Linked DNA regions of Mus musculus: region 2 is linked to region 1. Evidence: chromatin loops called from intact Hi-C (ENCODE). Cell type or tissue: left cerebral cortex. All regions are shown on one strand. Each heading gives the region's core, and the rest is flanking DNA. Links, peaks and the distances in the headings are about the cores only.

Region 1 (16,263 bases), core at 3,241-11,240:
CAGTTGCCTCTTCTACTACCAAAAGCATTTTTAATACTTGGGCATATTTACTCTTCACAGTACCTGTGAGTTTGAAAACTTGGATTGGCACTGCTGTAGATGTTACTTTCTCAGAGCTTTACACACTACATAGATAAGCCTAAAACTTTTATTTCTTTCTTCTTTGTTGTAAAGTAACTACAATCCCAAACATTTTCTTATGGAACCACTTCTTCTCATACACTGATTGGTACAGGTATCAACTGTACAGGTGCATGCAGAGTGTTTGTGAATCAGGTGCTGTACAGAATAAATCCATTGAGCATCCTCAGGGTCCTGTTACATAAATAATTCATTGAGTATTGTCACAGTGCTATTATGTAATAAATGTGTTGAGTGTTCTTAAGAAGCCACCTACTAGGGCATTGAAAACTTGAAAATGTTGTGTTAGCTCTAAGAATTTGAATTTACAGTTAGATTTGTCTTCTATAGAAACTACAGCATTATTTTTTTTCCAACCATTCCTTGGTTAAGTTCTATTTCCCTGCTGCTGCAGTACAGAAAGAATAAATTTACATGTATGGCTTTCATTAGCTCAGAAGTTTGGTTCTCTACACCTTACCCTTCAGACCTTATTGAAAGGCTTGTTGAAAACTATAAATAAGTCTAGAAACTCTTTTCTTTAGATCAACTTTTATAGTTATGAAATAAATATTGGAAGAAGAGCTCTGGCAGACATTATTTAACGTAAACTTAATTTTCTGCTTAAAATGTTCAATAATTTTGGTGCAAAGACAAATGTAGTACTATATTTTTTCAATCTTTTTTGCTTCATATTAAAAAATGATGTGGTGGCACATGCTTTTAATACCAGTACTTGGGAGGCAGAGGCAGGTAGATTTCTGAGTTCGAGGCTAGCCTGGTCTATAGAGTGAGTTCCAGGACAGCCAGGGCTACACAGAGAAACCCTGTCTCAAAAAAAAAAAACAAAAACAAAAAAAAACAAAAAAAAAAAAACAAAAAAACAAAAATAAAAAGCGAAAACAAAACATGGTGATGCTTAACACAAAAGGATTTATGACATTTCAACCCAGTTGGTTACTATTTAATTCATTACACTGGATAATACTTAAGAAATACATATATATGTCTGATTGACAAGTCAGTTCTATAGGAAAAATTTCACTTATTAAATACTTAAATCCATGCCCCAGGCAATTCTCTTTGTATTGTAAGTATCTTACAAGCTTCGGTTATGAAGAAAATACTTTCTAGAGAATTCATTTCCTCTGGCGCATATGTGGATAATGAGAAAGGATTTCTTAGATCATGACCAAAGTGCTCTCTTTTCAGCCTCTGGGTGACTTCTTGTGAAAAGTCAGCCTCCTTGGCCTCACCTCCTCTAAGTCTGCTTTATTAAAATGAGAGGAGAGGCTCTGTTGGTACCATTAACCACATGCCAAAGGAATTCAAAATTCTCTACAAAAAAAAGGTGCTTTGTGGAATCAGGTCTCAACCTTGCTTCCTTTTTTACCAGTTTATGCAAAGGTGTTGTGCAGACTCCGGACCTCTTGTCTTAAATCTTCTTGCCTGAGAATCCTAGGTCCTCCATGACAAGTGGGCCTCAGCTACCAGGGGTGAGGATGTCTCCCAGGGCATATCAAGTTTTTTTCTGGCATGGGAGAGCCACTAGGAGAATCACTTCATTGCCATGTCTATAGCTCCTGTCTCTTTACTTGGGCTTCTGAAACAAACCCTATACACTTCAGTGGCTAGGTCAAAATATTGTGAAAGATCTGTTTCCTTCTTTTATTTATAATGAAGTGGTCAGTGAACTATGAAGTAGGTATAAAATGAGAATATTTTGCACTATGCAAACCAGTCGAACAGAGGTAAGAAAGTTATTAATAGACTTAGGATTGAAAAAGAGCTGTAAAATTTCAGTTTACTCCTGATAAATTTTATACTTAATAGTGGGTAAAATTCAGCTCAGTGTTTTAATAGACATTTAGTCTTACTCCATGAAATAAAAACTATTCTGTTATTTACTTATTTCTTTCCCATGATTGGTGGCAGGATATATGTTGTCCCAGTTAATCAGTTTTTCTCACACAACTTCTAAGCATCCACCATGAATCAACACAGTAAGACTTTTACTGCTTTAGTCTTAATACAGAAAATCAAGTAATTACGTTAAAAATCTGAATAGAGTGTGTATCAAAATGGTCAAAACTCATAAATCACTCATAAGTCACACAACACAAAGCTGATAAACATGAATATTGTTGAGGATAAATACTACCTCACCTCACATTCCTGCTATGTAAAATGATAATATTTTCATGTTTTCCAGGCTGTGTTACTATCAAAATCATGCTGTCCATTAAAAAAAAGCTAACCTCATCTCACTAGTAAATGCTCATTCATCTGCTTCTTACTTTTAAATGCAAATTTTTCACCCTTTACCTTTATGGGGAGATAATTTAAAGTAGAATTTACATATGATATGTTGTATTTTACATGGGCTTTAATATCAAAATTATTTTATGAATGTCTTCTAAGTTCGTATTTTAGACCAGCATCAATAAATCCAATTTTAATCTTAGTTTCTATATTAAGTTTTAATATAGCAATAAAACTCTTAGACATCTCTTTGTTATATCAAACAGGGGATTTTAGTGTAGTCCTTAAAAATCTTAGTGTAATACTCAATAGATATTTATGTGAGGAAAAAAAGTAAGTCCAGTTGTAATACACGTTCTTCAAATGTGACCCTCTTCACTATTCTCATAAAAGAAAGAATAATAGTGTTGATATGATTTAAGCACTGACCATAGTACTATGTAGCCACAGGCATCCTGTAACAATCAGAAAGATGTCCTAGCCAACTTAGATCTAGACCTGCACTATGGATATAATAGAATACGTGGGCTTAGGAATCAAAATATAGAATTTTCTCTCAGAACCCACAATCTTAATTTCAACTTCCTATATCAACAAGCATAGAAGTGTAATTGGCATTTCCTGATAATGTCCCTTGCTTAACAAGTATGGAATATGTTTATTCTGCTCTTGCTACTTCAGCTAATTGTATACAGGTTTCCCATATCCTTCCCCCAGTCTGCAACAGCTCCTACTGCTACCTGTTCTTTGGTGGTCAGAAATAGGTTTCAGGAGGAATGAAGAGATTTTTAAAATGAAGCAAAGAAGCAATTTTATCTTATGTTTCACAGGCAGGGCATGGGTGTTGAGCATTCAGGATGATGATTTCTAGCAAACTCAGAAACAGATAAGGACTATCAGGTCTCTGACTCGGATTCCCATGTTATAAATCATTTATTACATTTTTATTTACACTAGATTTCTGAATAAAACTTGGCACATTTTTAGCAGTTACCTCTTTGTCTTCTAGGGTTAAATGAGACTATTTAGTCTATAATCATTTTTATGGTTATATGATTAATAGTGAACATATAGGGGAAAACTTTCAAAGTATGGCCCATAGACTCCTGATTACCTCTAGTCACTAGCCAGAGATTCTTAAAAGACAAAGCTATTTTTTTTCTTTTCATTACATTGCTATTTGCATGATTGGGACAAAACTCATTTGTGAGTTGCTCCAAACTGATTGTCATGCATTCATACTGAGAAGAGAGTAGAAGGAGACAACTTTACCTAGGAATGTAATGAAAGAGTACAAGTTACTAACTATATTATCAACCCTTGAATATGCTTTTATTAATACACTATGTACTGAAATCGAGTATACATACAAAACATTTGTTCTGCATACACCAATACAAATATTTTCTTGAGAGAAAGGCTCAGGTGGATTATTTGAGTTGCTAGCTGAACTAGCCACATTTTCATTGTACTAGTTATTTTACTGTAAAAAAAAAGGATTAGCATTGTAGCATCATTCATACTTAGCTATTTTACAGATATTTTGTCAAGAAATGATCAAAGTTGATAATATTTGTTTATATAGGGTTCCAGATTTCAAGAAAAAGTACTAGAAAAAAATCTATGCTTATGACACCATTAGTGTGACAGCTTTTCTGATGAAGTAACTGGTTGTATTAATAAATGTGAATTTTGAATAAAGAAATGTGTCAACAGGTAGAAAATCTTCAGAAATAACACCAGTACTTTGTAAGAGTCCAATGCATTACTTTATAATTTATGCTTGCTAAAACTCCATTCAAAGTGAAAAATAGGTCAATATATTTTAATATGCTGGAGTTGATTGATATAGTTTCAGATTCCACATTACAACTACCCTTTAAGACACTATTGCTTGTCAACTTTTGCTGTAGTAGAAAGAATGATGCTCAAAATTACATGAAAGGTATTAAATCACTCTTTCCTTTTCCACTTGCAGAATTATGTGAGCTCAATTTTTTATTTCTCTACCAACACAAATGTAATGTTAGAACACACCGACTACTGAGGCATTTATGACAGATTGTGAATAAGCCATATATGTGTTAAGTAGATTTGTAAGCATATAAAATAGTAGATACCTTCCTAACTTCCTACACTTTTACGCTTTGAATTTTTTTGTAATTATTTTTGCAATATTATTATTGATGATAACATATAATAAAAGATTCATTATTTTTTAAAGATGTAAGTTATACAGGTTTAAATGTCTATCATCATAGGAATGATTGATAATACCTATAAAATCAAAAACATTTTTAAAAAATTATCTTTTTTTTTAAAGTTCAGTTGTTATCCCTCTTGCAGACTGCCCTCTGACAGTTCCTCATTCCCCCCCCCCCCCCAGCCCTCCATCCTCGTCTCCAGGAAGATGTCCCACCCCCCTTGAGAATTAATGATTACAGACCATTTAGTGTGTGCTATGGAGGAAGGTACTCAAATCTAAAATAAATCACCACTAGCCACTAGAGGGCGCATTCATTTTATATAAATGTATAGTGGAGAGGCAATAAAATTGACCTATAAGGATGCCACATTTTATTAGTAGGCCAATATTGTACCTAAGAATCCATTCACTAAAGACAAGACTGAAGAAAACACAAGTCCTTAACATATGATGCCATGTGAAAAGAAGTCATCATGTATTCCTCTGATTGCATCCTTATCCATACCATATCAGAATGGTGGTTTTGTTTTTGTTTTTGTTTTTGTTTTTGTTTTTCATTTTACTGACTTTTGTGTAACTGCTGATTGAATGGATATCAGTCAGAAACACTTCTTAAATCTTGTGTTTTGCCCAGGGATTTTTATATCTGTTACATTAGAATGGCTATGCCTATGGATAGAATTGTTATTCAATAAGTTATTTTCTCTTTTCTGAAGCCAACAGAGAATCACATGTCTACTGAAGCCCAATCATTCCTGTTTTGTTTTGGTTTTAATTTTCCTTTAAAAGTTCCTTAAATTTCTTCCTTTCCTTTCTTTTCCTTTCCTTTCCTTTCCTTTCCTTTCCTTTCCTTTCCTTTCCTTTCCTTTCCTTTCCTTTCCTTCCTTCCTTCCTTCCTTCCTTCCTTCCTTCCTTCCTTCCTTGCTACGTCCACTCCAGTGAAGTCTGCTTGGCAGGCCTAAAAGCCTGTAAGCAGTCACGAGGCGAGTTTCACGGAAACAGCCTCCTGGAACCTTGGCATTCCCATAGCTGTATACTCAAAACCTGTCCCTGCGTTAGTCTGGTGCATGGATCCATGTGCTCTCTTTCAGTATTGTTTTATTATAAGTGCCTTTTAGGATTGATTTTGACATATAGCTAAGCCTTTGCCTGTGTTCCAATGTCCTAGGCAGCCCTTGAAGCTGACCCTGAGCTTGGAATTCAGTAAGAATGTTACCAATTTGGTAACACTCAAATTTACTTCTAGTAGAGACAGTGAAAATAATCAGGCATTACAATTTACTTGACTAGAGCTTGAAAGCTCAGGGCTAGTCTGCATAGTAATTACTTAGGACAATAGCCGAATCACACCCAAACAGGAATACAAAATGGTCTAGGAAATGGGTGAGTTGTCACATGAAAGGGTTAGTAGAACTCCCTGGTCCAGGTTTTTTTTTCACTAGGCCCAGAGGAATAGCATAATCAGGTATTTACTAAAGAACCCCTGGTGGTGGGTTTAACAATAGACTAGCATTGCATCAGAGCATTCACCTGGCTCCTGTGTTTAGCAGATCTTTTTAATTAAGGATTGTTCCTATTCTCAGTGGTAAACATGGCCTGGCTCCACACCATCTTTTTATGTATGCATTCTTTTTTGTTTTGTGTCACTGTAACTTGGTGGATATGTTCGCCTGGCTTTCTTGTTTTTCTTCTGTATTAAAAGGCTGGTGTTCTTTAGGAGAAAATACATTCAGATTCAACACTCCCTTGTCTGGGTCTGTTTGTCAATTCTCACCGACTCTTTGTGCCCATCTGTCTGAAACCCTGATTCCACACGGATAGAGAGAGGCCAACTGGGCCCGATCCATCCGTGGCACTTCCTCCCTCCCTCCCTCTCTTCCTTCCTTCCTTCCTTCCTTCCTTCCTTCCTTCCTTCCTTCCTTCCTTCCTTCCCTCCTTCCCTCCCTTTCCTTCCTTCATTCCATCATTCCTTCTTTCTTTTCCTTTTTTTTTTTTAACATTTTTATATGTAAGTATCATTGTACTTTGCTTACACTGTTGTCTCCCCTTCTCCCTTGGTCCTCTTCCTAATTAGGAACGTTTTAAATAAGTTCAAACCTAATTCAGTAAGAGTAGTGTCAATGTTGTTGATCTATTGATAAGTTGAGAAAGTATGGCATGTTCTTCCTATGAATAATAAAGACAGTGTGACTTGGGCGTGAGATGAAGAATTGAGGCTGAAGATGCAGCCCAATGCTCTCATGGCAAAGAAGAGCATGAAAAGGGGACTGGAAAGAAGTTTTTGATCACTAAATCACTGAACTGAAGCTTACCCAGACTAATTTTTGTTTCCAGACACATATTGTACCCCAAATATCTGCTCCGTAATTTTTTTGTAAGAGTTTTCATTATTCCTCATTGCTTTTTGGATGGTTTAATGTATTTTAGCCTGGCATCTATGTATCTGAATTATTGTCCTATGTTTTACTTAAGTTGGAAGATGATTGATAGTTTAATTTTGCTTATAGCCACAGTGAAGAAATAAAGCCAGGTAACTCTATCATTTATAAACTTAAGCATGACCTTCGCTTAGTATTTCTCACATGCTGCCATAATCCATTGATCACTTAATAATCATTTTCTGTGGCTCCCAGCAGGCCTAGGTTACTCTTACCTTGAGACGACATTTTGAAGATTATGTTGACTAAAATGAGTGATCATTCTTATTACCTCATTTAACATATCACACATACACACACACACACATATGTGCTCATCTCCCATTAGATGAATACATACTTCTAAAGTATAGCCTTCAGGATGACACTTTGGCAGGAATAACTCAAAACCATTCTGAAAACTTCAAACACTGGCTAATATTGGAGAGAAAAGCAGCAGCAGACAGTGAGGTTTGCAGCTTGAATAGCCAACTTAGTGAGTCACTGATGATATGGAAAGCCAACAAAAATCTAATGAATACACAGTGTCGTTTTAACATTGGGAATGGTGTTTAATTATCCATGAGGCTGCTTTTTCCTTTAAAAGATCCTTTTATGTCCTTGACTGCCCTTCCATTCTCTTAAACTTGGCAGACATACTTAAGTGGTGGTGAGCAGATAGTCGCCTATGAGAGAGCTGTGTCATGGTCCTGGGAGACCTAGCTTATTCTAAATAGAGCCCCCAGGATGCGGTGGAGAACTCTGCCATATGCTCAGATTTTCTGGGATAGAAATGAGCAGGAGAGTCCTGAAACTGAGTTCAAGTTAAGGATTCAGCTCCAGATAGATAAGAAGTCATATAGTATAGGGAGAATAGAGAACGGCATATTCAGAATAAAGATGCCTTAAAAGTATACCAAAACCCTGAATACTGTGTTATTCTGCATTATTGGTGTTACCAAATATCTGATATAAAGGACTTAAAGATATAAAAGGTTCCTTTTGGCCTGTGTTCATAGGCAGAAGGCTGTTGCTTGTGGAGTGAGATGAGGAAATATATCATAGTGGAAAGATTTATCAGAATGAAGCTATTCGGAGCCTCATGGTGGTCAGGAATAAAAGGCAAGGAAGAAGATTTAGGGATGTATCCTTCAAAGGCATGGCTCCAGCCACCTATTTTCTCAAACTTATTCCTACCTCTAGCCAGCATTCAGGTAACATTAAGTGATTAAACATACAAATGTTTTCAGCATTGTTGGAAGCTATCAACTGCTCAGTAGCACTATCTGAGTGACCTTAAAACAAGAGCATTTTGAAGGACAGTTCACATTGTACCCATAACAGGTACCAAGACTAAATGCAGACTTTTTTACTCCTGGGAATAGGTCTCTTTGAATCACACATTCATTGTTCATCCTTAACTCTCATGGGCTGACTGAAAGCTTTTGACCACGAGTTCCCACCTGAGAAAATTAAAGCAACTTGTCCTCTTCTTTACCTCTCCCGAGTCCTGCTAATGCATATGTGCAACCTTCAGAATGAAGATGACTTTCCAAGGAAAATCTGACCAAACATATTAGGGTCCCTCATCCATATCTCTAAGTCCACTCAAGTTCATTATAAAGATTAATCATCATAATTCTCATTTATGAAACTAGAACATCAATATCCCAAATCTTATTAGATTGTGATGACTAACTGGGTATTATAGGAACATTGATTTTGGCTCTTCTGGCATGCAATAAACACCTGTGAGACTTGCACGATGAAGATGGTAGCATGGATTTTGTTCTGTTATAAAATTAACTTATGCAGAAAACTTACCAGGGCAGACTCTAGTAAATATTCTTCTCTATTTTTAAATGATTTCAGAAAAGGTAAAATAAAATGTACCTAGAATATTAACCCTACTAGACATCTACATCTGAAATAAAAGAATAAATCAAGATCAATCACATACTTCTATTTTATTAAGATATTTTCCTCTAAAAAAAAAGATAATTTATACCTTCTGACAAGGGGAAAATCACCTTAGTCAGTCTTTGTCACTTAATGTGTCTGATTTTAGTCATTAAATCAGCACACAAAGAGGGCTTGAGAGATGGTTCAGCAGCTGAGGACTGATTGCTCTTGCAAAGTATCTACGTACGTTTCCCAGTACCCATATCAAGTGGCTTAAACTCCAGTTCCAGGGCACCTTAATGCCTTCTACTAGAGTCCTGGCACCAATACACATGTGGTACACATAAACCCATCCAGACAGACACACACACAGACAAACAAACCATTTTCTAAACAACACACTAACTAATCAAAAGAGTTCTCAATTACTTTCAATTTCAATTGCTACTAATATTTTACTTAAGAAGGATAAGAGATAACACTGTCATGTAAGAGAATGAACTTTGTAAATAATCACACTTTTTAAATGAGTGATAGGAAGTCATAGAATCTTAATGTTTATTAAGATTCTTAAAAGCAATGCTTCAATTTTTATTGCCAGAATATGTTAAACCATATTCACTCTTGTGACACACTGTTGCAGTTTCAGATCTGCTCCTTTAAACTCCTATTAATGAATAATAGTATCTTACAACATGCACATACCCATTGAATGCCCGTTGCTTTCTGTGATACTGCCAGGCCTAGAAGGAAGGCATCAACCACACTCATTCTGTTTCTCAAATCTAACACAGTACTTTATCTACAGAGAGAACTTAGTAGATTCCTACAGAACTGTACAATTTGGAGCTATGAGTGTAATTTCAGAAAAATAATTTCCTGAATCTATATTAAAAGACATGACACAAGTATTCAAGGACATCTTTCCCCATGAGCAATATTTCTCTTGTGTCTTTGGGTTTTCAAATCTGGTTCCTTATTCCCTCACTGAAGTTGTCAGCATACAGATGCATAAGGCCACTCATGGCTTGCATGTTCCCATGGCATCTTGCGTTTTCTCCTAGCACAGATGAGTTGTTTTTAGTGAGTAAAGTGGAGTTCTGCAAAAAACAGAGCTGTTCATGTCCTGTGATGTATTCTTCTTATCCAACTCTTGCTAACGCTGTACAGTATCACAATTCTAATGTTTGCTGATCGGTTGAAGTAATGGCTAACCCTACTAGTGGCTAGTAGTGTTATCATGGAGAATCCAGGGAATGTCTCAAGCTGTAAAATATGAGGATGGATTTCAACAAAGTTCCACTTGCTGATGCTTACCTTTAGTCAGATTCTTTGTGTATTTTTTTTCCCAAAGAACCATGTACTCCCATCGTGTTGCAAAATATCTAGTTTCACTCAGTGGGCCAGGTTCTCTTACCAGCTCCCGGAGGCTCTAGAAACTGTCACTCTTCAGCCAGGGATGTCATTGATGAACCTTTTTAGTGCAGAGTTTTGAAATTGTGGTGCCTTTTAAAACAATGCAGGACTTTATGCATCTGTTTCCATATTCCACTCGCTTATCCCCTTAAAGATCCTTTGTTTAAACTCTTTCCACCTGGTAAAGCTTATGGACTGCCAAGCTTACAAATGCCCGCTCCTGCCTTGCACTTTGACAGAAGTGATAATATGTGTTTGCATTTACTGTGTAGATATTTTATTAGTAGCTTACAAGATTCTAATTATCTGGATTGTATGAGAGATCAAATGTTGCAGCAAAAGTATCTTTAATGCCAGGGCCAGAAGCAGGAGTGCATGGGCTGGGGACAAGGGCCGGGTGTGGGAGTGGGAGGGTATAGGGGACTTTCTGAGAAGAAACTAGGAAAGAGGATAGCATTTGAAATGTAAATGAAGAAAATATCTAATAAAAAGGATACATTTAAGTTTCATTTTGGTGTTTACTATAGAGCTATATTTACCTGTTTACTTATCAGAAATATTATGCATAAATATACATGACCTATAGGCACATTAATAAGTGTGAGTAATTATTCACACATTAGCATTTCTTTTTTTTTCAGATAAGAGCACATGCAAAAATTTAGCTCAATTGTTAATGAATCTTTTACTTGAAATCTATTTACCACCATGAGTCACTGTTCAGTAAAGTCTGCTGGTAGCTGGACGTGGTCTCGCACGCCTTTAATCCCAGCACTTGGGAGGCAGAGGCAGACGGATTTCTGAGTTCGAGGCCAGCCTGGTCCACAAAGTGAGTTCCAGGACAGCCAGGGCTATACAGAGAAATCCTGTCTCGAAAAACCACAAAAAAAAAAAAAAAAAACAAAACAAAAAAAAAAACAAAAAAAAAAACCCAAAACAAAACAAAACAAAACAACAAAACAAAAAAAACAAAACAAACAAAAAAAAAACAAAAAGACTGCTGGTAAACAGACTAAAGTATAGTTAACATGGGTCAGTATTTATTAATAGTTGAATAGCATATAAAGGCCACTGTTGTAAAAAATATTAATACAGGAGAGTAGTTTGTGAGGAGTGAGATAAACTGTGAATTTTATACTTAAAAGTATAGGAAATCTAATTTGTGTAGATATATTTTCTGTGCTGTCAGAGTTCTACCCAGTACATTGAGAAGTACATGGCCATTTAGCCCTCTACTGTTTCTGCCTTTACAATCTTTTCTATGGTTAGCTACTTGGAGCACAGATACACCACAGAAGGAACTTCAAAATCAAATAGAAGCATATGAAACTGACACATGAGATTATTCAACTAAATGACCCCCTCTCCCAGATGTGTCTGTTTTATTTGCCACTTGATGCACACTTGAAAAAAGATGTAAAGGAACCACTTGGATATGGTTTGGGAATCTCTATCAAGTAGAGTATGGCTGCATTTCTTTGCCTTTATACACTGATAGTTTGGTTTTCAGTCTAAGTTTTACTTGTCACACAGTCTGAAATATGACCAATCTCTTTTTAATATTTTAAAATATTACTCATTAATATTCTTATTGTGATAAGTTAATATGTTGTGTTTATTAATATTCTTGTGTAGACATGGCATTACCAGCACAAACGTCACCTAGAAATTGTCTGGTTATGATTTTAAAAGTATAAACTTCAGAAGGGAACTGACTCGCATCCATATCTACTCCTCCACCCCTGTTTGCAGATGAGGACAGAGTCAGAAGAGCCACAGAAGACACTCAGGATTTTTCAGACTCTGAAATGGTGAGAAGAAGTGCATCTTTACTGTTTGTCAGTGCAGGAAAGGATGTGTGTGGTCCTAGGAAGAATGTGGTCTTATTCCATAGCAACTCATCTCTAAAGCAGCAGTAGTGAGATACCGATGCATCTGCTTCCTATATATGACTTTAATGTTCACTCCTCTGTTGAGGAAGTGCTGGCTAACCCATACATGCCTGTGGCTGTGGCAGATTGTAGTGGGCGGTTCTCTGCTCTTAGACTTATTTCCCTTGCCCTAGTGAAGCACTTTGTCTCTTAGTGAAGAGACTTGAAAAGGGACAACGGAGAGTAGATAATTATGATTTAAAATAGTCTTGCCACTCGTTTTTGTTTGTTTTTTTTTTCTTTTTGTTTTGTTAACCTGCATCCTTTATTTTGTTAAATGTATCAGTATGGGGAAAATGGGAGAATTAAAAAAGAGAAAGAGAGAGAGAGAGAACATTCCTTGAATTAAAAAAAAGTCTATGAAAATACAGCAGGAAGATGTACACCAGACATGGTTGTCTTCAGCTTTATATGCCCTAGTCTCCAGATCCATCAGAAGGAAGTATCTCTGAAGACAAAACACACACACACACACACACACACACACACACACACACACACACACTCCATTATTACAGTGTTAAGGGGATCAAGGCGCTGCTATCTGTCACATTTATAATAGAATTAAGTAAGGTTAAGAAGCACTTACAAAACTTAAAAATGACTACACAGTCTCCTTATGCCTTTAGTTGTTAATATATTCCTTATTCTACCAGTTAGGATCATTTTAATCTTCATTTTGGTGTATACTAGAGGGAAATCTGTGTTTTCTGTGTAGTTGTTTATCTGTGCCTTCTGAGTAGTTGTTCCTTAAAATATGTTTTGGGTTATGGACATGTGCTCAGTTAGCATGCATTCCTTTTGTTCTCATAGTAACTCCATAATGATAGTATAGACATTTCTTTTTTTGTATAAGAAAACAGAAACTTGCAAGATTTAAATCCTGGCATGTGTCAAAGCAGTCTCAAACCCAGAGCCAAAGCACTTGTCTACTAAGCTGATAAAGAGGCCTTGTGTAAAGTCTTCATTGAAGGCTCTGATAACAAATGTAGAATAAGAAACGGCTGAATTCTTAGCTCCTAGGCCTGGCATTATGGATCTCTTTCCCAGTGGCACCATCCATTCATCAGACATTCATATCAATCTTCCTATGAGACAGCCCACCTTTTTTCATCCTGTCCACAAGAGTGTTATAAGAGCTTCCTAATGCCTTGCAGAAATCAGGTTTCCCCTAGACATGGCACAGACATTATCTTATCTATCAGCCGGGGAAGTGGACTACAGGACCCGAGATTCAGTGCCTGTCTAACATTTGGCCTCATAAATATCTGTCAAATTAATGATTGACTTGACTCTGTTTCCTGGTCTTTCCATTGTATTCACTGCTGACCTGCAGCTGCTTAGATGCTTAGAGCAATTACTCTACGAGGCCTTAACTGTGCTGGCGTACTGACAGGTGAAGACAAAACAAGAACTCTGTTCAGAGATTGGCTAGCTCCCTTGTATGAAACATACATGACTGTGGCCCTGTTTAATTAGCCTGCTGTTTGCTCCTGAGCCAAGATCTCTGACATCACATGTGCAATTAGCAGTAGTGCTAAGGCGCTGAGTGTCACAGTGGGTGGACTGAACACATGATTCCCATCCTCTCCAGAGGACAGGCCTGTCAGTCTGCTTCTAGGGGGCCTGAGAATGAGTGTCCATTGACAGTTACACAGAGAGAAATGCTCTGATGAGAACCAGGTCCCCAGAGTCAGGCATGAAGTTGAGGTCCCCCCAGTTTGCCTTTACACTTGCTCCTTGATAATGCCATCAGCAGGACCAGAAGAAAAAAATAAAACTGGATCATTTGCAACCCTGTTTTGATGCTATCTTTTTCATGAATATTAATGTCTTGCAATTAAAAAAATGAGTCACACAGTATGATACATAAGGTATCTCATTTTAATATTTTTAAATATCCTTAGGAGATACGGCAGTATCAACGTAAATATCACCTAGATATTGTCAAGTTATGATTTTTAAAAATAAAAATAAGTGGATTCCCAACAAGCCTATATTTCAGAAGAGAAAACACTCAGCATCTGCTCTGGGAGAGCATCTGGGATTTAAGGCTCCTTGAACAATGAATCGTTCTCAGTAGTGTCAGTCCTCCAAAGACAAAACTGTCCAGAAGCAGGAGATGGAACTGAGCGCCTTGAGAGAGTGGAATCCCTCTGGGCTGCACTGCTCTGTGTGTGTGATCCCCTCTATCAGAGTCCAGTTTCAGCCTGATCTGCATCAGAGGGGCATAATTTGATAGAGAAACTGCAGGAGAGAACTTCAACTGCTTAAGACTCTTTCTATGATGGCTCTAAAGCTGCATTAAATTCTCCATTTAGACCTGACCAACCACCAATTATTTAGGTGCTCAGGAAGAGAGAAAGGAAAAAAGGAAGAAAGAAAGAAGAAAGAAAGGAAGAAAGAAAGAAAGAAAGAAAGAAAGAAAGAAAGAAAGAAAGAAAGAAAGAGAGAGAGAGAAAGAGAGAGAGAATGAGAGAGAGAATGAGAGAAAGAAAGAAAGAAAGAAAGAAAGAAAGAAAAGAGAAGGAAGAAAGGAAGGAAGGAAGGAAGGAAGGAAGGAAGGAAGGAAGGAAGGAAGGAAGGAAGGGAAGGGAAGGGAAGGAGGAAGGGAGGAAAGAAAAGCTAAGGAAGGGAAAGAAAAAAAGAAAAGAGGATAAAAACAAAAAGGAAAGAAAAGAGAGAGAAACAAAATAGTCAAACTGTTTCCTCTGACCTGCAGGGAAAACAATAGCAAGTTTTTTGGTAGAGGTTATACTCTGTAATAGCTGATTCACAGTGTTTAGTGTCTTTCAAAGGATGGCTTTTGGTTTGTTAATTAGATTGTACAAATGTAATTACAACAGAAACAAAAACTGTGTGGTGTTTCCTCTATAGTGAATCCTTTTGGCCTAGTAGGCTAGTGTGGCATTTAAGAAAAGATGCCATTTATAACTGTGCTGTGCCTCTGTGAAAACCGAGGAAATGGTGTCCCTGCACCGTAATGGTACAGCCGTCCCAGTTCTCCACACTTCTATAATGATTACTATAAAAGAAGTTTTATCACCTTTCATTCCTCATACAAGCTACAATGCTTGCTATTATACTCCCTACAGGGCAGTTTTGTATTTAAAAACTGTGATCAAGAGAGCAACCAGAGCATAAAGCATTTAGCTTTGATATAAAAGCCCATAGGAAAGTAGTTTGCAACCTGCAAACTATATCTTGGTTAAGCTTTCTGATTTCATTGATTACAAAGTATAAAATCTGTACATACAAATAGTTCTCTGGGAGGAGCTTAGTGACAGAGAGTTCTAGAACATACTGTTCTTCACAACCTTTCTGAGTACACTGCATAACATGCATTAATCTCATCAGCGAAAATTTACAGCACAGATTGTGACTTCATCTGAAGAGCTCTAAGAAATGGGGTCTCTGCATATGGCCTCAGGCAGGATCAAGGGGCTAAAAATGGGGGACACAGTTGGTGATTAAATCCAAAGTGCTTTTTTACTGGCTGGAGCCATTTAAAAATAGCAAAGAAGAAGATGTCTGGAGATTTTGTCTTTAATTTAAATACGAATATCCAAAGCAATTTTCTCCTCTTGAATTATTGGCTCTACTCTCCGCCGATTTGGAAGCAGCTATGGCATCATTTTTCCTACCCAAGGAAAATTTATAAATAGCCCTGATCGGTGCCCAATGTGAGTTCTCTTTTTAGCTGGTGACTGAATTGTCTTTAGAGTGTATATTTTTAGTGTAAAAATGCAATACGATATTGCCATCCTGACTATGGGATATATTTGAAAATGTGTATGTTCCAGATTGAAACCTATAAGAGAATGTTAGTGAGAAAAATCGAGTCCATGATAAAATATATTCACTCATCCATTTGAGTACTCCATCAGTCTTGTTTACTGAAGAAGTACTGTGTGCCGTACTATTCTAGTCAGTAAAACATAATTCTCTGTCTCAATAATTAAGCAAAGTATTTAGACTACAAAGTCCATAGTGCAGTCTGTGTCCTTCA
Region 2 (16,263 bases), core at 3,591-11,590, 240 kb after region 1:
AAGAGGAACACTCCTCCACTGCTGGTGGGATTGCAAGCTTGTACCACCACTCTGGAAATCAGTCTGGCGGTTCATCAGAAAATTGGACATAGTACTACCAGAAGATCCAGCAATACCTCTACTGGGCATATACCCAAAAATGTTCCAACTTGTAATAAGGACAAATGCTCCACTATGTTCATAGCAGCCTTATTTATAATGGCTAGAAGCTGGAAAGAACTCAACAGAGGGATACAAAAAAAAATGTGGCACATTTACACAATGGCGTACTACTCAGCTATTAAAAACAATGAATTCATGAAATCCTTAGGAAAATGGATGGATCTGGAGGATATCATCCTGAGTGAGGTAGCCCAATCACAAAAGAACACACATGATATGCATTCACTGATAAGTGGATATTAGTCCAGAAACTTAGAATACCCAAGATACAATTTGCAAAACACAAGAAAATCAAGAATAAGGAAGACCAAAGTGTGGAAACTTTGCTTCTTCTTAGAATGGGGAACAAAATACCCATGGAAGGAGTTACAGGGACAAAGTTTGGATCTGACACAGAAGGAAGGACCATCCAGCCTACCCTAACCGGCGATCCATCCCATATACAATAACCAAACCCAGACACTATTGCATATGCCAACAAGATTTTGCTGACAGGACCCTGATATAGTTCTCTCTTGTGAGGCTATGCCAGTGTCTGACAAATACAGAAGTGAATGCTCACAGTCATCTATGGAGCACAGGGCCCCAATGAAGGATCTAGATAAAGTACCCAAGAAGCTAAAGGGGTCTGCAACCCAAAGGAGGAACAACAATATAAACTCACCAGTACCCGCCCCCACCCAGAGGTATGTCTCTAGTTTTATATGTAGCAGAGGGCCTAGTTAGCCATCAATGGGAGGAGAGGCCTTTGGACTTGGGGAGATCTTATGCCCCAGAACAGGGGAATGCCAGGGCCAGGGAGCAGGAGTGGGTAGGTTGGGGAGCAGAGTTGGGGGAGGGTATAGGGGGCTTTGGGTATAGCATTTGAAATGTAAATAAAGAAAATATCTAAAAATAAATAAACATAATATATATGTTTATTAAACATCTAAAAAAAAATCACTGTATTCTGCCTCTTAAATATTGCTTTATAAGAAGGCCTTAATAGAGAGCTAAGTCACAAGATTCAGGGATAAGAATGGAAGCCATCAGAGGCTGAGGTCGTAGCATATGCTATTTGGTTCTTTTCCAAACATACTCACGCTGCTTACTAGGGCAGCACTGGATGTTAAGGTGAGCTGAAAAACTGTTTTAAAAATCCTTCACAAAAACTTAGGCATGAGGATGTGTGCAATCCCAAGGGGGGAAAAATGAGTTGGGCTTTTTAAAGAAAATATCTATCCTGGACTGACTACTTCTGTTTCCCAGAGGAAGAGAAGCCTTGCATAGTCTGCAGTTCAAAGATGCCTGTTTGGACTTGCAAACTTTATATGCCCAAGTACAGGGGAATGCCAGGGCCAAAAAGGGGGAGTGGGTGGGTAGGGGATTGGGGGGGTGGGTATGGGGGACCTTTGGGATAGCATTGAAAATGTAAACGAGGAAAATACCTAATAAAAAAAAAAAGAAAAAAAAAAAAAAAAGAAGGCAGACTTCTTACATATAGCCACAGCTAAGATGAGGCATGTTGGCATGGCGATACAACTTTAATGATTGAGTTGAACTAAGCGTAAATTGTGTTACTTTTAGACACATGCATTGAGTGCTGTAAACTGAGCTTGCCAAATGGGGAAATAAATAACACCTAAGTCCTGAGGCCATATATGTAATATATAATTCCTGGGGAGTATTTACTGAAGTTAAGGTTTATAACCTTAAGTTATCTCAGCCATCATTTTCCTTCATTCATGCAAGGTGCACAGGCATAAGACACCTGTCATGGTGATGTCCAAACATCTGGAACAGCAGCACTCATTCTCAGGAGTAGGAAGACAGGAAGACAGACGAGGAGTAGTAGTGGGTTCTCCTGATGCCAACAGATCTGCTGCATGTCAATGCCATATCTCAGAGAGTCCACACCTCTTGTGTGCTGCAAATGTTCCAGATCTGACGTCAGATGGCCTAAGTACAGCTACATGCAAACCTCTAGTTCATACATATACCAGAGCATGGAGGCAGTAGAGGAAACACCCAAAGCTGTCCCTCCTAAAGATAGCTTTGTTTCTTTCACATACTTACAGGCCTGTAAAGCAACAGGGGGAACATTCCACACTCAGCACTCATCAACAGAGAGCTCTGGGGGACCATCGGGGGCGACCGACATCTTACTGAGCAGGACTCTTAAAAGATACCATTGCAGATAGAATGTGATGCGATATAGGAGGTCGCCTTTTCAGATATTTCTAAAGCAAGCTTCTTTGGTGCTGGGGAACTGCCCTAGATAAATATGCTGTAAACCTCTGCAAGGCCCTGCTTATTCAGCTTAATAACCCCGTTGCGGGTTCTGAATAATGTACGAATTTGATTCATTATTTAGAAATCTGAGTTACCACAGTAATGAACTACTTGTTACATTTACTGAAGCCTGCCAATACTGCAGAGGTTGTCAGGCTCGTGTGGCCTCAGATCTAAGTGAATTTTTAAGCTAGCTTGAAAATCAAAAGAAAAAAAAAGAATCAGCTTTCAAAAGTCAGAGAAAACACATTGCCAATCATTAGTGACCCTTTGCGACTTGTAGCTTAAAGAAAAAGAACAGGTTAATTGTCCTCAGAGCAAATGCCAGGACCCTCAATAACACTTCCATTTTAAACGAGTCTCAGTCTCTACCTTGTCTGTAGATAGTTCCCACAAAGTCTGAGGCATGTAATGACTGTCCAGCATAGTGTTACCCTAAGAAACCATATATCACATATGTATTAAAACTAGATATTTCTTTTTTCCATTGCCCCTTGGCCCTTTTAGAATAACTGTCAGTCTCTGCAAATGGTTTCACTAAGTAAAAAGTCAATTGGCTGTAAGTGGTGATGAAGAAATGGTCATGTGATTAATGTTTCAGTTTAGGCTGTTGTGATTAGTCACAGGAAAAAAAAAAAAAAAAACAGTTAAACTTGCTCCTGAAGAAACATAGTATGTTAAGGCAAATGGCCCGGCTGCAGCGCGATAGGAAGAAAGAGTTGAGTAGTGTTAAAAGCCTGCCTATTGATTTGTACCCCGACTGAAAGTCATGTGCTGATGTAAATGAAAATGTGTCAAGAGTTGATATCGATTTTTTTTTTTAAATCAGGCCATCTCTGGGGAAATACTGCTAGCCATGCTGCTGCTCTTGTCTAGGAGGGAAATAAGGTTCTTTTCCACAAGACTACACATGTCCAGACATCAGAAATGCTCTCTTTAACAGAGGTGCAGTGGATTGTCAGTTCACTGTCTGCAGTCTCTGCTTGAAAGAAATGACCCAGAGTACCTGTGTTCAGGAGAAACTCAAGAGGAAATGAAAGGTTTGTGTGTCAAAGAGAGGAGTGTGTGAGAATAGGTGCATGCTACATACTTGCCAATTAGCCTGTTGCACATATGTTGTACATAGCTCAAAATACATATTTTCCTAATATAAGACTTTTCATCTCATGCCTCAAGACAAAAACCACCATAGAAGAATAATTTTACTTATAGAGGCTGCTCTTCATAGACAACTACAATAAAGGCCAAAGACGGCATAGATTAGAAACCACAAAATGGTTTTATTTCTCCTTTAGCCTACAGAAAGACAGTCCTATTTTCTCTTTTCTGATAGAACTTTTCCAATTTGTTCCTTATTCATAGGTTATGACACTTGCAAATATTGACTAATAGGAGAAAGGGCCAGGAGTTATAATAATCATGAAGCTTTGGGTCAGATCTGTAGGGATTTCTACTGTTTAGGCACGGCTGGGCAATATGTCCTCTCCAATATTAGGCAATTAGAATGGGAAGTTAGTGTGGAAGAGGAAAGAGGTCATCACCCACCAATATATGTGGATTATTTGTAATAACTATTAGGATTAGAAAAAAACTTTAATAAACCAATAAGGGACCTAGCCATCCCCTCAACAATAGCTTGGAAACCTAAATCTATCTAATTTGATTTGGGGGCCTTAGGTACTTACTCACAAAGAAAGGTTCATTTTTCAATTTTTTTTTTTTTTTTTTTTTGTTGCTCCTGATTAGCCAAGGATCTTGGCAATAGTCTCGGTTTTAGGATCTGTAAGGTTTGGGTGTGGAGCAGCTGAATTTGTAAAAACTTTGAAATTATCATTTCTAGAAGCCGGGTAGGCGAATGGTGTGACACATGGCCTAAGTCAATAAAACTTTTGGAATAGGCCCCTGTCTTAAGATACTTGCAATTAGCATATAGCTCTTAAGATAAGAAGAATTTGCTGACCTTAGGTCTTCAGGATGTCCCTGGGGCTGGGATGAGGAGTCATTCTAGGCAAAATGAAGCAAGCCAGAGCCAGGCAATTTTGCCTGTCATGATTTCTTGACCAGCTACTAGCATCTCTGCCGCCTGTCATTCACTGGGCGGTGGCAACCTTTGTGGTCATATATAGCTGTAGACACTCCTACAGCACAATCAGCTCCGTTAAGATGGAAACTGTGGATTGCAATTCACTGTGTTATCAGAAGTACATGATTTCAAAACTGTTCAAGGAGAAAGGCACCCATATGGACCCATGCATATATGTGTGTGAGTATGCAATTATATATATGTATGTATATACATAAATACAAGATGAATTCTCCTTCCTGGAACACACTAACTCATGTAGTAACTGAAACCGCCAAAGTGAGTGTCCATGGCATTACACAATTATTCATTTCAAGATAAACTCTCAAACTAACTCAGAAAATCATGGTCAAGATAAAAAGAAATACTTCTCTTTTGGTGTTATGATTGACATAGCTGCTTAATATAGCCATTTGTTAAGTAATTCTTAGTTTTCCTTCTTTAATGCAAATATTGCTTCAAAATATTATGTACAGATGTGTCTGAGACAATGAATGAAAATTATTTTCTGTGCACTGTCCATGCAGTCTGAAACTGCATACAGTACCGTGTATGCGATACAGTATCAGTAAGTGATTAGACATTTATTTCTGCCTTCAGATATGATGCCTACCTTGTGTTTTCAAGGATTTAGCTAGCTACCTCATCTTGTTTGTTTGGATAGGCAGTTTATTTGTCTGTCTGTTTGATGTTATAATACCTAGATTTTTATCAAGAGAACTTTTGAAGAAAAAAAAACCAAAAAAATAACCAGCTTAAGCAAAAGATCATAACTCCACCTATGAGCTACCTTGAGCATTTTAGGGTGTTCTTTATTTGATTGGCAGAAAGTTTGAGTTTGACAGCAACTGCTGCTACTTAGTTCCCAGTCTTGCCTTCTGGGACACATATTCATATTTTTGAGGGCTGAAGAAGGTGACATATAAGCAAGTCTTGCATTGGTCTTTGTAAAACTAAAACCAAATACAAGCATATAACCCCCCCCCAAAAACAGAGTACAGATCCCCAGGACCCATATAAATGCTGGAAACCCCGATGGTCAGTCCCATTGCTCAAAGCCAGAGACAGGATCCCAGGTGGCAGTGCAAGTGCTAAGTAAAAAAATCTTACCTCAGTAAATAAAATAAGGAATGGTCAAGGAGGATACCCAACATCAACTTCTGATAGCCACATACATGAGCACAAACATACACACACCCACACCCACCCACACACACACACACACACACACAGAGAAAAACATGCAAACACAATTCCCACATGTGAACATACATACATACATACATACATACATTCACATCACACTCTCACATGCAAACATGTATACACACCACACACACATACACAGTTAAGTGAAATGCATACATACATGTATATACCACACCCACACTTCTTCATATGTTAACATGCACACTTACACATGGGCACGTGCATTTATACACCACATACATGCACACCAAACACTCACACATCTGGACATGGTATACAATCACAAATACATAGTCTAGTACATGTAAACATGTACACAGACACTTGCACATATAAACACGCATACATACCCACTCACACATGTGAATGTACATGCACAAATGCACACCATATATGCATTTTCATTTGTAAACATGCACACACCACACACTCCTACATGTGAACATGTGTATATATATGTGTGTGTGATATGTGTGTGTGTGTGTATATATATATATATATATATATATATATATATATATATATATATCACAAACATGAAAAAGAAAAAAAAGAATCATTTACCAAGCTAAAAAATTTGCCCTAGGACTTTTTTTTTCATTATGAATGGAGTTAAACTCAATATGGAAGTTGTTAGTAATTAACAAACTCAAAGAATATTACTAGATTCTACAAAAAAAGAAAAGGAGAAAAATAATTTAAAAAGGAAAATCCAGGGGAAAATGCCTTGCTTTTCTCATCTCCAATATTCCCTGGACTTAAATAACCCTGATTTATTTGATTTTAAGAATTCACACTTTTCAGAGCACAAAGGACACTATAGTTCTATGCACAGTTTTTTAATATGTGTTTATGCCACAAGATCTTAGGATAGTAGCAAATAAACAGTGAATTATTCTTAAAATTTGAAAATCTGTGGAAACAAAAATAAATCATAATATAGAAAGGAAAATAAACAACTAATAGTTCATTCCTTAGTAATGAGGAATATCATAAATGCAGTTAAATGTTGTAGGGGGAAAGGTTTAAAACACACCCTTCTTTTGAGTTGCTTAAGAACAGATGAGAAATATTCTTAACAGCATGTTACCCTCTTCCAGCATCAGCCTTAAAAACGTACTCCATATGGTTATTAACTAACTCAATTCTCAATTGCATATGCATTTATATGTCTCAATATGCAGATATATCAATATTTTATATCAGTAAAGAGTGTTTCGAATAAAGACCTGCTGATGTGGCTGAATTGTTCTAGTGGGAAATTTTTAATTGTTTTACTTTGCATTACTCAAGAAGAAAGGTAATCAGAAGCTAGATGAGGTTTTTTTTTGTTTTGTTTTGTTTTGTTTTTTTGTTTGTTTTTATTGTGCCAAAGAGACTGGGGGCAATACAGCAGTGTACCATTCTCTGTCAGGGGTATATTTACATTGCATTGCTAAATTATTTAGCACAAATACATTCTTAACTCTAGCAAACCTTCAAATAATAAAGTCACATATTCAGGCTTTATGGGAACATGCAAGCAGTAATGTGACTAAGGCATATACTTTCAGTTACAAAGCCATTCCTCATTATTTGGTTACCCTGTAGTGTTGGTCAGAATTTGTGGGATATGAGACAGCCCCCTAGTGGCGTCTACATTCCTAGTAAATTTCCAACCTTGGTTAATTCTTTTGCTTACTCATCAGTTAGATCAGTTTTCATGTCTAAACATACTCAGAGGACTTAGTTACCTAGCCCAAGCTGATTTCCTCCACATCTCACACACATCGGCAAGAGAATGGCAACAAAAGTGTAACCATAACAATGTCCGCTGTGCAAATGCTCAGATGCTGAAGTCTGAATGCTTTCTCACCTTGTGCTCATCCCAGATGTCATATAGAGATTTGCTACTTAAAAAAAAAATGTGTAGTCTTTCTGAGGCTTACTGTATGCCTATAAAAAAATAAGATGAACGTAGCCAAACACATGATGAGTGAGAGCGTGCCTCATGAGAGGAACAACTTCAGAAAGAATGGAAATCTAGAAATAGCATAACTTTTCACTGGGCCTTATAGAAACATAGACTGTGTGGTGGTTGCATAGCATAGGAAATCTGTGGAGAGGTACAAGGGCCACCCAGACTAAGGAAAACCTCTGAGTACTATACTGGAGTGGATTCATTTATTTGGATGCCACTGGAAATATTGTGGGATTAGTCAGATTTTCATTTTAGGGAATTGGTGTTAGACAGGTGAGAGGAGACAAGATCCAAGCTGGGGCTAACACTTAGTTCAGGCAGGAAGTGGTACTTGAGCTTTTAAAGTGCACCTGCAGTAAAGCAAGGTAATTTCTGGGCCACTGATGGCCTGCGCAACAGTGGAATTAACTGGGGCTGAGCAAAGGCCCAAACACTGCCCTTCCTCAGGACAGCATCCCATCCATCCTGTGTTCTTCGGTCCTTGACAAAATTCTTGCTTCTCTCCATCTCACTGTGTGGGTCCATGTGAGCCTCTCATAGCCTTCAGCCTTGAAGAAAGGCATGGATTGTGAGGTCTGCATCTCACTTCTTTGGAGGTGACATTTCTATGCAGCATAGAAAGGAAGAAACAAGTAAGAAGCCAGGACTGGGAGTATGTAGAGCACTTAGATGCTCTGTGTTTATCCTAAGAAACAGACAGAAATCCAGAATGACTTATGGATCTCAGCATGACAGCTGAGAGAATACAGTCTCTTCTCACTGTTTACACAGCAACAAAAGAGGGGGATCAAGCCAAATCACACTGATTTTCTATTCTGCTTAAGAAATCTTTACTCTTGTTACAGCTAAAATAAATAAATAAATAAAATTAAATTTAAAATAATCCATGCATCATTAGATGTAGTCCCACACATCTGTCACCAGCCTCTTAGGAGGCAGAGACAAGATCTTGAGTTTGATGCAATCCTAGCATGGTCTACTTGGGTTCCCTGCTGCAGGCTCTCACAGGACTACCAGCCAGGCATTTGCCAGGGCTGGTTCCCATCTAAACTATGGGTGAGACTTCTATCTATGCTAACATGGTTGTTGAAAGCATTTAGTTTCCTGTAGTTAAAGGTCCATTTGAACTTTCTTTTACAAAGCCAGGAACAAAGAAGAAGACGAATTTAAGTCGATTAGAGAGAAAATTGTATACAATATCATAAAGTGACGAGTGATATCCTATCACATTTACCACATTCTACTGGCCAGGTACAGTCATAGGTCATAGCCATACTCAAGAAATGAGGAGTATACAAAAAAATATCATTACCCCAACACTCCATGGTTCTGTTCATATTTATAGAACATAGCATTTCTGAGGGAGGGAAGGAACCTCCAAGAAAATCCCATTACACTTTAACATGGAGATTCACCACATATGTTTAAGATTATTACAATAAAATGTATATCTTAAATATATCTACCATTTTGGGAAGGGGTAAAAAATAACTCCAGTCTTTTTTATATTTAATACCTGTACAGAAAGAGTTCTAGTGTAGCTTTTCAATAAAAGTTTGTTTTTTCAGCATTTCATATACCTCTGCTCATGGCTTTGAAATTAAAAAAAAGAAAATCCAAGAATAGTTAGCCCCAAATGACATTAGAGCCACATGTGCTGATCCTTTGCTTTCTCCCATCCAGTGAAGTCTCACTTACCGAAGACATTCAGTGGAATGCTGGACTGGCTGATCTTTTGTTAAGTACCTTTCTCTACACATTCCCAAAGGAAGCAAAATCTTTTTCAAAATTAGTAGCAACCATGAAATTGTAGATATCTTACTGTCTTTTTACATGGCCCTATTGACATTTTCTTAAGAATACTCCTCTACTCATGTCTGTTTCTCCATTTGCACATCTCTACCCCTAGCTACTGCCTAGGAAGCCGTTAGTGTCTGGCTAAATCAAAATCAGTCTCCTATCTGGTGTCCTTACTCTAATCTCTCCTTGCATTACTGTCAATGCTTTTAAGAAAGCATATTTCTAAATTAAATTAAATTAAATATAAATAAATAAAAATAAACCATATTTTCTTCAACATAATTGGGCCTTTTCTGGGCTTTTATTTACTCATTTGAACTTGGGCTCCAATTCCTACATAGTCATATAAACACTCAAGTTTAACCTTTGTAAATATGTGTGTAATATAATTGCCTTTTAAATATTACTTCCACTTTTTGTTTGTTTTCTTATGAGTTGAGATAGAATCCCAGAGCCCTGTCTAACCTGTAACTATGTTGCCCAGCTTGGCCTTGAACTCACTGTCAGTTCTTCCCCCTAAACCTCCAAATGGCCAAAATTATACACATGAGCCATGTGGTAGTTTGAAGAGAAATGGCCCCTGTAAACTCATGTGATTGAATGCTTGGCCCACAGGGAATGGCACTATTGGAGGAGTGGCCTTGTTGGAGAAAGTGTGTCATTGTGGGGGGACTTTGGGATGTCCTATGCTCAATCTAGTGCCAGTGTGGCACACAATCCTTTTCTGCTGCTTGTGGATCAAGAAGTAAAACTCTCATCTCCTTCTCAAACACCATGTCTACCTGCACACTGCCATACTTCCTGCCATGATGATAATGAACAAAACCTTTGAAACTGTAAGTCCCAATTAAATGTTTTCCTTTTTAAGAGTTGCTGTGGTCATGGTGTCTCTGTACAGCAATAAAAATCCCTAAGACAAGCTACCACACCCAGCTTTTTGTTTCCATTTTCCCCCTCGTGTGTGTGTGTGTGTGTGTGTGTGTGTGTGTGTATGAGAGAGAGAGGGAGGGAATGAAAGAGAGAGAGAGAGAGAGAGAGAGAGAGAGAGAGAGAGAGAGAGAGTTTGGCATATTCGTGTGGGAAGGAGTGTGTGCTTGTCCTTGCAAACAGCAGTTGGCACTAGGACTTTAATTCCTCAATGAAACATGATCTCATTGCATTGGAACTTACTGTTTTGTGTCAACTGGATGGCTAGAGAACCTCTAGGATAGGTCTTTTTATTCTTCAGCCCATAGCAATGTAGTATCAGATGTTAGCCACCATGTGAGCTATTTCCCTAGTGTCATATTTCTGTTCTTTATTGTAAACAAAACCACCTCTTCATCTCCTACCTAATGCAAACTTATCTCTGTTTCCTTAGTGTGACTCAGCTAGTAGCCCCATCTTGGGTTGCCTGTGTTCTCTTTGTTATGAATGGCTTAAGATACAAGATATGGGTATTGCAGAATGAGGAGGTCAGCTGGAGGAGCACAGCAGAAAGCAGGAAGCCCAAGACAGATCCATGGCCACACACAAATGCAGAGAGCAAGACAGAGCCAGAACTCAGGAGGAAATTGTGGGGAAATGAGCAAGGATACTTTGACATCCAAAAGTCAGAATCAACACTAGCCAGGAGAATTACCTCAGACAGATATCACACAAGGAATCACACAAACAAAGAAGCAGAACAAAGCAACGTGAACACAAAATCCTAGAAGGCAAACGAAGCCAAACATTCAGTGTGGGGAGACTCTCAGGCTTTGTGGGAGGAGCCAGGTTAGGAGATGTATGTTCTAGAAGCACAGTCAGCATCTTGCCTGAGATCAAGGCTCTTCAGTAATGCAGAATACTTTTTGTTTAGGCAGCACAGTATATGTGGAGGTCCACAGCTTAGAGTTCAAATTCAACTCCTTGTATTTCCTATGTAACTTTAGACTCATCAGTAAGGTTGTCTAGACCTTAGCTCTGTCAAATGTGGAAAGTCTTATCAATCTCATGAGGTTATCAAAACAAAATGTGATTATGTATATATTAAATGCCAGGCCGCTGGTGATTATGTGTGTGTGTGTGTGTGTGTGTGTGTGTGTGTGTTTTATTTTTCCAGGTATTAAAACTAAAATGACTATCAAATTATGACTTCTATGGGTTGCTTTGCACATTTCTGTGATCAAATACCTAAATCTATGTCCGAAAGGGCAGGTTGCTGTTGGTGGTTATTTCTTTGATGGTACTTCATGACGAGAAGTCAGGGTGGTAGGGTGATAAGAAGCAGGGATATGAATGTCTACATTCAACTTACTTTCTCTTTTTTATTCAGTCTTCAGCCCCAGGCCATGCCATGGTGCCACCCACATTTATGGTTGGTCTTCTGGTTACAGTAAATCTAGTCTAGATAATCATTCATGAATATGCCCAGAAATCTGTACTTTTGATGATTTAAAATCCCATCAAGTTGACAATCCAGGATAACTATCACATTCCTATGGCCCAACATTCATGAGGTCTGTAAGACCTCCTCCAACCTCTTAAGATCCCCCAAATTCGCTTTACTCATCAGTAATTTAACACAGACAGAACAGGCATGCTCCATTCCAGGTTATTTATTTTAATTTTCCAGATGATGGCATGAACTCCTTAATGAGAAGTTTCCTAGGGTTGAGCTCATCGTAAAGGCTCAGCTGGCTCTGGCAATGACAAAGCAGACACTGCTCTGCTCAGTCGTTAGGCAAATCTGTGTGAAGAGCCCACCATACACAATGCACAGGGGATATAATGGCAAAGAAAAAAAAAAAAAAAAAGGTTTGGCTTCCTGGAGCTAGGGACAATTTAGTTCACTAAAGGAAGAGTATTCTAAAATGAGAATCACCTTAGGAGACAACCTAGCCCTATTTGTCAACTTTATGAAGGTATGATTGAAATTAGGGAAATAAAACTTTTTTGCTTTCCTCTCCACCAGCTAATTTTTGGCCTACTGAATGAGTGTCCTCTTGAGAAAACAATGGGGGAACCATCTAGGACATTGTCAGCTAAATATAATGTTGGGGTTTTTTTGTTTGTTTGTTTGTTTTATTTTGTTTTTTAACCTTCCACTCTGTCACTGAAATCAAGTCCAGCCCTCTGAGAGAATATCAGCACAGGTGTGGTTGCATAGCTTCCTGCCAGCCTCCATTAGAAAACTAATATGGCTCTTCTATGCTATACTCTGGCCACTTTTTAAGTTCACTTGTGTGAGAGGCAAATAAAAGAATGCCATCATAGAAAGAAGCACAAGTCATGGAGAAAGAATGAAAAGATGCTTCGGCTTGCACTGCTAGAAAAGGATCCATGACCATGGCTTCCTCTGACAGTCATTTCAGGCCAGTATTCCTGGAATGACACTAAGGAGAGTTTGTGGGTGGGGCTACATTGGAATCAACAATGTGAAAATGGCACCTGAAGACTAGGTGGCTTGAGACAATCTGTTTGTTCCACATCCTTCAATACTGATCCACAACCACATTTCAAGATTAGCATGCCAAGGTACAGATTAAGACTTCCAGTTCATTGGTCTAATGAGACATGACTTATTAATCTGACAAGAAAATCTTAATTAGACATGGGAACACTACTTGTTTCATTGTTAAATACCACCTAGTCCCTGAAGAATTGGAAAATAAATAGGGACTGAAATAGAAAGTGGCTTTCTCATTAGGCCCCCTGAACTGAGAGCATGGTTCTTTCTGTATGAGGAGAGTAGTCATGACTTTATTTTCTCTAAATAACTAAGTATTCACATTTGTAACACAAGTTTGGCATAGACATTCTTGAAATACTCATGGGGCTAGTGGGGGACACTGCTGAGAAGGGAATTGTATTCCTGAAGCTAATTACCAAGATGACTTCATTGTTTTTTTTTTCTTGTTTTTCATTTAATACATCCTTACAAAGATAGCCTCACTTTTAACAATGATGATGTCCTGATCAATCTCTGCTTATCTTGGTATTTTCTCATTTTACTTCATTTGTACTTATTTTCGATCTGTTTATCACGTGCCAGAAAAAGGGGGAAGGGAGGAACAGGTTAACTCAATAGGGGATGGGAGACAATTACTAAAGCTTCCTAAAGCTGAAAAATAAAATTCTGCATTCCCATAGTTGTCATGCCCATCAACCTATGTTTTCACCATGTCTCCTGTACTAAATTTCGTTTTCATTAGTGAATTAAAGGTAAATGTGGAGAAAAAGGGGAGAGAGCAACAACTTTTGTGCCCCTAGTTTAGACTTCACAGTAAATCCCCTTGATGAGCTGGGGAAACATTACTGCGATTTTACATACAATTAGTTACGAAGTATACTCATAACCCAGATTGCCTGATCATGTCAATTGTCTGAAAACAACAACAAGCAAAGGCCTCATTGAGATGGAAAATGTGAGAGATGCTCACATCCATCCGTGTGGCCGGCAACCACCACTAAGTCTACTGATTAATTTGTCCTATCTATTTATTCTGCTTAAAATTACAGGTGCCATTCTTTTTGCCGTTTATTTGAAAGAGAAAAATCTTGAAATCTAACTAAGCCTTACGTTTAAAAATCAAGTCTCCTTATCTTTGGCAGAGGGCGAATTCTACAAATGTTAGGTTTCCAAACAAAGGACAGCATCCTTCCCACCAATATTAGGATCCCTAATTTCTTATTTTTAATAAGAAATAAATAACCTGATGACAGTTATTCAGGAAAACACAGTCTGCTACCAGCAGATGGAATCAACTGTAGATGTTAAGAGAGACACACTCAAGTACCTCAGCAGTATGTATATGTGTGTGAATGATTTTCCTACCAGTGGAATCCTATAAGTGCATAGAGAGTTAACAGCATACATAATAATTTAGCAATTATTCTGATTACTGTTATTTCTAATGAAATTAGTAAACATTATATTCTTTCCATATATACTAAACCTCAAGAAAATAAATATCCAGAAGAATAAGGAATCAGCTGGTGATCAAGATCATACCATTAACTGGTGACTTCCTCTCTGCAGGGACCGAATGCCATTCCCATTCCCCTCAGCCATATTGAATATCTGTTCTTACTCAATAATAAAACGGAGGCTAGTGGGTTGTGCTGGATCATTTTCTGTCAACTTACCTGGAGCTAGGGTCATTTGAGAGGAGGGAACTTCAGTAGAGAAAATGCCTTTATAATATCTGCCAGAGGGGCATTTTCTTGATGGATTTTAATGTGTGAGGGCCTTGTCCACTGTAGGTGGCACTACCCCTCAGCAGGTGGTCCTGTGGTACGTAAATAAACAAATTGATCCATCAGGAGCAAGCCAGTAAGCAGCCTTCCTCCATGGGCTCTGCATCAATTCTGGTCCAGGTTCCTGTCTCCCAGCTCTTGCCACATCCGAGTTCCCCTGCTCTGGCTTCCCTCCATGGTGAAGGCAAACTGTGATGTGTAACTATAAGCTGAAATAGAAACCCCTAAGCAAGACTGGAATAAGCTGTCAGAATACTTGGGAAAACACAGAAGAACCTACAACTCCTGTCCTTTTCAGCATTTTCCCCCTCGGCATCTCACGATGTTAAATCAGTATATGTTAAATTCCTTGAGGTTTTTGTTTCAATATTTCAAAGTGGAGTGCAAATTAAAACTAAATTTACTTTAAGAGTTCAATGATATATGTGTGGAGTGCTATATAAAATGCAAAGCAATAAATAAATATATGAAAGTGTCCAGGACATGAAAGAAATGGGAAATAAAAGAAAATCAGTGCCATTAGGAAGACTATTGAACACGTATTTGTGCTTTCTTCTGCACAGATAAGGGTAATGAGAGAAGCAGTAACCAGTTGGAGAGTCCACGGAGCAGGAGAAGGAAAAATATCACTCCTCAACTCATGTGTGCCCCCATACCAATGCTAAAAGGGCTCTCTTAAATGCTAGTTAATGATTGATGGGAGTATTGCTTTAAATATTATTACCAATTGTTCCCCATCCTTGCTTCCCATTAAGTATGGTAGAATGAAAATGTTATTACTTGATGAGTCAAAATGTAGTCTACTTTTAGTCCAATAAATAAGCTACCTCCCATTGTTCATTTATTCACTCATTCATTCATTCATTCATTCACCCAGTAGTCGACCTTTTACATCCGTTTACACTGAGCCGAGAAGACAGAGTGGAGATGTTCACATCTCAACTTGTGAGTATCTACTGCCTTTTGGTCAAGAGTTGGAGTCAAGAGTCTAAGCAGTTCAAGGTCACCTGCATCTACGTAATGAGTTCAAAGCCAGCTTGGACCGCTGAGAGACCCTGTTTCAAAATAAAAATGTTCAAAATTAAGAAAATGAAAACCAACATGAAGCTGGGAAACAAATTAAGAAGAAATTAAAAATGAGGAGACATCAACTATTAGCTACATGTACAGGGTCTCCACTTTGGTACAGAAGCCTGGGGCATCATGGGTCCTTTCTGAGTCCACAGGTCAGCACTGAGGGATATGGGTTTGTATGGAAAAAAGACAAGAAGCAGTCAGTTGTTGACAGGGGAACAATGAAGCCAGTGACTTGAATATTATAACTGGGAGTACTGACTTGTCAGATATAATGATCTGCCAGTCCACTGAAAAGTATTTGACATTTCCGCGAATTGACCTTTGCCTGCCAATAGCTTGCTCAATTGCATTGTCTTCTCTGCTCAGAGTTTAAATATAAGAGCTGGTGTTGTTACAGGTACAACGTATCTCTTGATTGTGAGCTTTTGCTTTCTTTTCTATGCTTTCTTAGTATTCTGTGAAAGAAGCATCAAGGGAAAAG

The links. Peaks named below come from ENCODE experiments on the same cell type or tissue, not always from the same donor. Only the 100,000 strongest peaks of a DNase experiment are listed, where the experiment ranks them.
Region 2: a loop joins it to region 1, with 7 times the contacts of the local background. A loop is called at or near these places in 12 of 42 quality-filtered maps.

What each region holds. Positions count from the first base shown.
Region 1 is chr10:36,541,939-36,558,201 of GRCm38, forward strand. The region is part of intron 1 of Hs3st5 (heparan sulfate (glucosamine) 3-O-sulfotransferase 5); the gene reads left to right. Among named protein-coding and RNA genes, the nearest start is that of Hs3st5, 43 kb to the left of the region's middle. In left cerebral cortex, for the core only: a CTCF peak has its summit at 4,905 (motif pointing right); DNase peaks (open chromatin) are centred at 4,903 and 7,495.
Region 2 is chr10:36,784,635-36,800,897 of GRCm38, forward strand. All of the region lies in intron 3 of Hs3st5 (heparan sulfate (glucosamine) 3-O-sulfotransferase 5), which reads left to right. Among named protein-coding and RNA genes, the nearest start is that of Gm22554, 17 kb to the left of the region's middle. In left cerebral cortex, for the core only: a CTCF peak has its summit at 7,360 (motif pointing left); a DNase peak (open chromatin) is centred at 7,392.